Regions from separate parts of the Homo sapiens genome. Here region 1 is linked to region 2. Evidence: chromatin contacts called from ENCODE Hi-C or POLR2A ChIA-PET data. All regions are on one chromosome and are shown on one strand. Each heading gives the region's core, a stretch centred on a gene start or an enhancer-like site at or near the end of the contact. The rest is flanking DNA. Distances are from core to core; before and after follow the strand shown.

The links. A loop is a pair of places that touch in the nucleus more often than their neighbours do. ChIA-PET counts read pairs that join two places held with the same protein, here RNA polymerase II (POLR2A). Pooled maps may share reads with other maps.
Region 1: a map of cardiac septum shows a loop between it and region 2 (2.0-fold over the local background). The contact joins two enhancer-like sites. A Hi-C loop is called at or near these places in 1 of 168 maps with a recorded cell type or tissue (cardiac septum) and 1 of 50 pooled maps. POLR2A ChIA-PET finds 5 or more read pairs at or near these places in 1 of 52 experiments (BJ).

What each region holds. Positions count from the first base shown.
Region 1 is chr15:38,373,454-38,376,217 of GRCh38, forward strand. No RefSeq gene overlaps it. Among named protein-coding and RNA genes, the nearest start is that of FAM98B, 79 kb to the right of the region's middle. Within about 2 kb of position 1,323, at least 3 of the 41 ENCODE cell types and tissues checked have a DNase peak (open chromatin) inside an H3K27ac peak, as active enhancers do.
Region 2 is chr15:38,128,117-38,131,083 of GRCh38, forward strand. No RefSeq gene overlaps it. Among named protein-coding and RNA genes, the nearest start is that of LINC01852, 57 kb to the left of the region's middle. RefSeq lists enhancers at 1,896-1,945, 2,076-2,205. Within about 2 kb of position 1,560, at least 29 of the 41 ENCODE cell types and tissues checked have a DNase peak (open chromatin) inside an H3K27ac peak, as active enhancers do.

The DNA.
Region 1 (2,764 bases), core at 73-2,572, 250 kb after region 2:
TGGCTGGTTGGCTGGTTGGCTGGTTGGCTGGTTGGTTGGTTGGCTGGTTGGTTGGTTGGCTGGTTGGTTGGTTGGTTGGCTGGTTGGCTGGTTGGCTGGTTGGCTGGTTGGTTGGTTGGTTGGTTGGTTGGTTGGTTGGTTGATTTATTTGGCCACCACCCATTATCTCTTCCTCTCCCTTTAGCAGTCTTCTTATTCTCAGATTTAATAACCATTAAATTCCACACAGTCACCCCATTTGCACACCTTGAAAGAACTGCCCTGGGTCCTTGCCAGGGTGGGCATTTCTGATTCACCTACTCATTTAAACCCTTTGGTTCTCTCTATCAGAGTTCTGGGTGCAACTTTCTGAGAGAAGGCAGTTCAGGGGAATGCCTAGTGATGATCAGATCCCACCCAGGAGGAGCAGAGGTGAGGGGACTGAGCCTTTTCCATCTTTTAATGCCCACAGCTCATTGTGTTGAGCCATATGCCATGTGCTGATTGATGAGGACTGCTTTTTAGGAGAACTGGCTTATCATATTAGCACCATGGGGACATGCTGAGCAACCTTAGGTGAGTCTTAAAATTTCCATTTATGTCTTTCAAAACTGTATATGAAAATAACATAGTAACCATCAGAGATTGTGAGTATTAATTGGATTCATACTTGTTTTATTTGAGTCTAATCCTGGCTCTGCCTCTAGCTAGTTCTTTGGACTTCAGCAAAATAAGTGGTTTGGAAGAAAGTGAGTGCTAATGTTCCCTTAAACCTTTGAGAGTCTAAGAGTCATAATGAATTTAGCAGCTGCAGGATTTTGATGACATGCCCAGAAATACACATCACAATTGGATCAAGATTGTGAATGCACTGATCTTTAAATAAGGATGGATGGGGGATCTGATGAAATTTTGGTGAGCATAAAATAAAATGCTAGATGTGAACAAGCTTTGAAAATGTTTATGCACTTTATGCAAAGTTCTGCTCATTATTGAAGAGTAAAACACCACATTCGGTAACTTCCTATCATCTTAACAAAATTGATGATTATTTTGTACCCATCGTAGCCAAAGGGAGAAATAGCTAAAAACAGGTTCTATTGAGAGATACTACAAAAATGTAATGTTCCTCACATTATTCATAGTCTCCCACTCCTTCATTGCTCCATAAATCAGTGATTAACCTCACCCTCTGACCAGTCTACAAGCTGCAAACCCAGAGTCCTCCCGGACACACCCTCTCCTGCACTCCCATTCCTGGACCACTGCTCAGCACCTCCCCCTTAGTCCAAGCTGCTGTCAGCTCTTGCCTGGACTTCTGCTTAATGCCCCAGCCCACTTCCCTCAGTCCTTTCTCCATACTTCAAATCTATTTTGATCTCTTTCGAGGCTCTACATTGGCCTTAGGGCAAAAGCACAACCACTTAGCACTACTGGGTGGACTCCACAGTCTCATCGGCCTTCAGAGCTCTGGCCACACTGGCCTTCTTTCAGTCTTTCCGTTCATGCTTTCTCCTGCTGCAGGGCCTTCCTTCATGCAATTTCCAAGCCTGACAGCTCCCTTAGCATCTCCCCTCCTAACTAAATCCTACTCATCTTTCAAGCAGTCCCAGCATCATTTCCTCAGGAAAGCTTTTTCCTGGACTTCCTGTCAGGTTATGACCTCTCACAACTCTATGTATGTACCTAACATTTATTTGTGTGATAAATAAATTAAAAACTATAATTTTCATGAGACCAGGCACCATGTTTATTTTTCTTTATCATTTCAATCTCTGACACCTAACAGAGTAGGATATATATATATATACACACAAACACACACGTATATATACACATATATTTTTTAAAAGAATGAATACCGTTAAGCATTGTTCTTTTCTCTAGTCCTCCCTTGATTCACAAGTGCCTTAGGACCAGAATACCCCAAGTTCTCAGATCTATTTTCCTCAGTGGAAATAACCTACAGAGACAGTGAAATCATTTGATAGCTAGAATTATAGGAAAGTCAGAGTGCAGAGTGAATACTGAGAGGGAAAATGAGAAGTGTTGATGATTAGTGATATGCATCTGCTTCCCCAGTGCCTAGGACTGGTTCTGCATCTTGGTTTATCTGATTAGAAATCCTTCTTGGAAAAAGGGCATTCTCCCACTGGTCCCTAAGCTATAAGGGCCCTTCCAGTCCTGAAAACTGAAAGGAAGAAAATTCACACAGCCATGGAATAATTAAAATAATTATCTGAGGGTGACCAGAAAAATCACGGGCCTCTCTAAATTTCACCCACGTGAGTAAGGCAAAATTAGCCCACTAAAATTGCAAGACAGGGATTACAGCTGATTTTTGTTGTGCCCTTAAGTTCTGAATAAGTCCTGCATATTCAATGAAATTGTTACATTTGTGCATGGTATTTCTTATCCTTACATCTCTGCTCAAAAGATACTCCTATTTAATCTCTTAGCTTCATTCAGGACCTGGACCAACCTTCTACCCTTTTTCTTTGAGCTCTAGGAATTCCACTTACTGGTTTTACTTCAAACTCACCGGCTGTTTTCAGATGCCTTTACTACCTCCTCCTTCTCTACTAAACTGCTAAATTATGGCCCATGGCTCAGGTCTCGGCCCTTTTATCTTCTCAGGGTGATTTCATTTGGAAACATGGCTTTAATTATCGTTTATTAACTGAATAGCTTCCAAATTTATATGTCTAATTTTGACTTCTCCCTTGACTCCCAGACTTGCATAACCAAAAGGAAAAAAAAAAGCCTTCTTAACATCTCCCCTTGG
Region 2 (2,967 bases), core at 310-2,809:
CTTTGATCAACAACTATAATATCCACAATATATTGGGGTCCCACCTCAAAACATTACTGCTCTAGCCCAAATTTTGGTAAGAGGGCATTTTGTTGTAAAAATAAGTAAATATGCTTAAAATGGGGGAAAACAAGCACATGTTAATATTTCTTCATTTGTCATGAAAATAAACCATAATAAACTTCCTGAATTTATCATACAAAATTCCAAGGATTTATCTGAAGAAACTAAAATTGAGGAAGGTATGTATCTTTTTGCCTTAATCATTTCCTAAGAAGTTACTAAACCTGAGGTCATTATTATTTATACAGGAAGAGAATCTCTTATACTTCTGGAAAATTTCAAAACATGGCCAACATGTTTTCTGATCATCACCACTTCCTGTGGTGGGGTTTAAAAACCATGCCAACTTTCATAACTGCTGAGATTTACAGAGTAAAGTCTCATTTGATAATCTTGCAAAATGGATAGGCAGAATTTCTCTTCCTTTTCTAAATGCCACATATGCCAGCTTTGCAGAGAGTTAAAAAAAAAAATTCCAACCAGCTCCAAGCCGGCTTCACGCAGGAGTACACACTATTCCTCAGCTCTGTCTCCAGCGTAGCCTGGGAAATCCCTCTTGCCTCATGATGTCTCCTAGATCTAGTTATTCCAGCCTGGAATCCCTCATACTAAAGGAAGAAAGGGTTTTCACTCCAGTCTCCTAGGTTCTGGCTAGTATCTCTGGTATCTAAATAATAAAAAATAGGAAAGAATTAATTCAAAAAATAAAATGTTCATTTGTCTAAAATAACAAAGGACTAAGATATAATTTCAAATGATTGTGAATAACTTTCTCAGAATTAGCCATTTTCAAAGATTTTGTAAATAAAATAAAATAACACATGGTACTAAAATCATGCTTGAACATAACTTGATTTTTCAAAGATGTGTGCTCTGCTTTATGATCGTCTCCAGAAAGAGCAGTCCTGGTTTAATAGGATCAGAATGTGTAGCCTATGGAGCCAGAATTAAATGGTTCAAAGCGTCCTTCCAAAGTTGCTTTTTAAATAAATCCTTGCTTATTTGTTTATTTTTAGCTTGCCATTTGTCACAAGTTGAGGGGGAAAACAAATTCCACTTATTTAAGATTTTTATTTTTTTCTGATTTTGTTTACATTGCTCATCCTGGCCTTTAAAAAATATCTTTTAAATTTTATCTGGCTCATTTTGACCTATTTATATCATGTGCTTATCCCCCATTTATAGCTGTGTTAATAGGCATAGACAAGCCAGTAGTATCTCCTTTGTAAAATAGCAAAAATAACTGCTTTTTTTTTTAGTCCAACCAGCTCACACTATTAGACATATAGAGCACATTTGAGTCAAAGTCCTCTTCCTCAGAAACCCTGTTGTTACCATGGGAAAACTGTAAAAATGCTCAAATGTGGGCATGTTATAATTAGAACCAAACGTGGGCTTTATGGGACCTGTCATGATGTTTCTAGGAAGCTAGTTCTGCGTTGGCTTCATAAGACATCCTTTTCCTACAGTCATGACTCACTCCTCCTTCTCCTCACTCACCCCCACTTGTTCTGGGGTGGAAGAATGCCCAAATGCTCCAGAGACAGATGCGTAGGCGGATGTCCAGTCCACTAACGAGAACACACTTCTAGGCATTGTGGAAGTGGGACAAAGGGTTTTGCTGGGCATATTCAGAGCCAACAATGTGATGGTTATATGTTTATCACACATGGAGAGACTCATTTCTTTGGCAACCAACCCTAGCCTACTCACTAATCCACCCAACCCCTCCCATCCCTCCCTCCTTTCTTCCTTTCAGGAAAGCGTGTGCAAGTTCTCCGCAAAATGATGAATCTCTGCTCCTCAGGGGAATGTACGAATCAGAAAAGCTTTTAAAAAGGAAAGAGGAACCAAAGCCTTTGCATAAGTAGGCCAGCTGCAGAGCCTTAAGAGAGAAGGGAGGGGAGAAATCTCCTTGCGGCCATGGCCCCAAACCTCCCGGCTGCCACTTGTCTCCATTGTCTTCCCACAACCCCAAACAAGTCAGCCCACACCTCCGTGACTGCACCCGCTGTCATTTTCAGGAAAAGAGATTTTCTGAGCCCATCTTGGCATTTCTGTGAAATCACAGAAATAATTCATTGAATCACAGAACTGAAAGAGATGATCTAATCACTTTTATTTTTAAGATGATGAGAATGCCACCAGGGGAGTTTCACTGACCTGTCCATGCTCGCACAGATCTGGAAACACAGAGCCAGAACTAGAGTCCGGATCTCCTTGTCCTACTCTTTCGTCTTTCTCACATGGGCTTGTAAAAGCAAATCGTTCTGTAGATACACTCTTTTCGCCTCAGTTCCCTGGCTAGGTTTCCTTTAAAGCTTGCTTCTTCTTCGCCTGGTGTGACGTATAACGGGCATACAGATGAGCTGAGGCTGATTATAAAGACTCATCTGTAGTAACTGTTAAAAATGGAGATTCCCAGGCCTTTCCCTGGGAGATTCTGGAATAAGGCTAAGGAATTGTTTAACCAGTTTCCTGCATGTGTTTTATGATAAAGCCAGTTGAGGGAATAATGTAGTAGAGGGACGCTGGAAAAAAAAAAAAAAAAAAAAGTATGTTTGACAGGCAGCGTGTCCCAATAAGAATAGAACAAGGGCATGGAGAGGACCAGGAATTTTGCCTTCTAGCTGCTTTTTCAGTGGGTTAACCACTAGACCACACTTCCTCTCTAGGAGAGGCAAGGGATTAAAATCAAAGGTTTGCCACTGATTCATGCTGCCTGCTAATGCTGCTTATTGCGCCATGCTGTGACCCTAAGCTCTCTGGCTTGGAAACAGATGTGGGGAGTGAGAGGCCTGAGGTACTGGGGGATGGAGGAGGCGGGGGAAGGCAGACGGCCAGGGAAAGAACTTCCTCTGCTGCAAAATTTCAGGCAGGAGTGGAAGTCAGTCTAAATTGTTA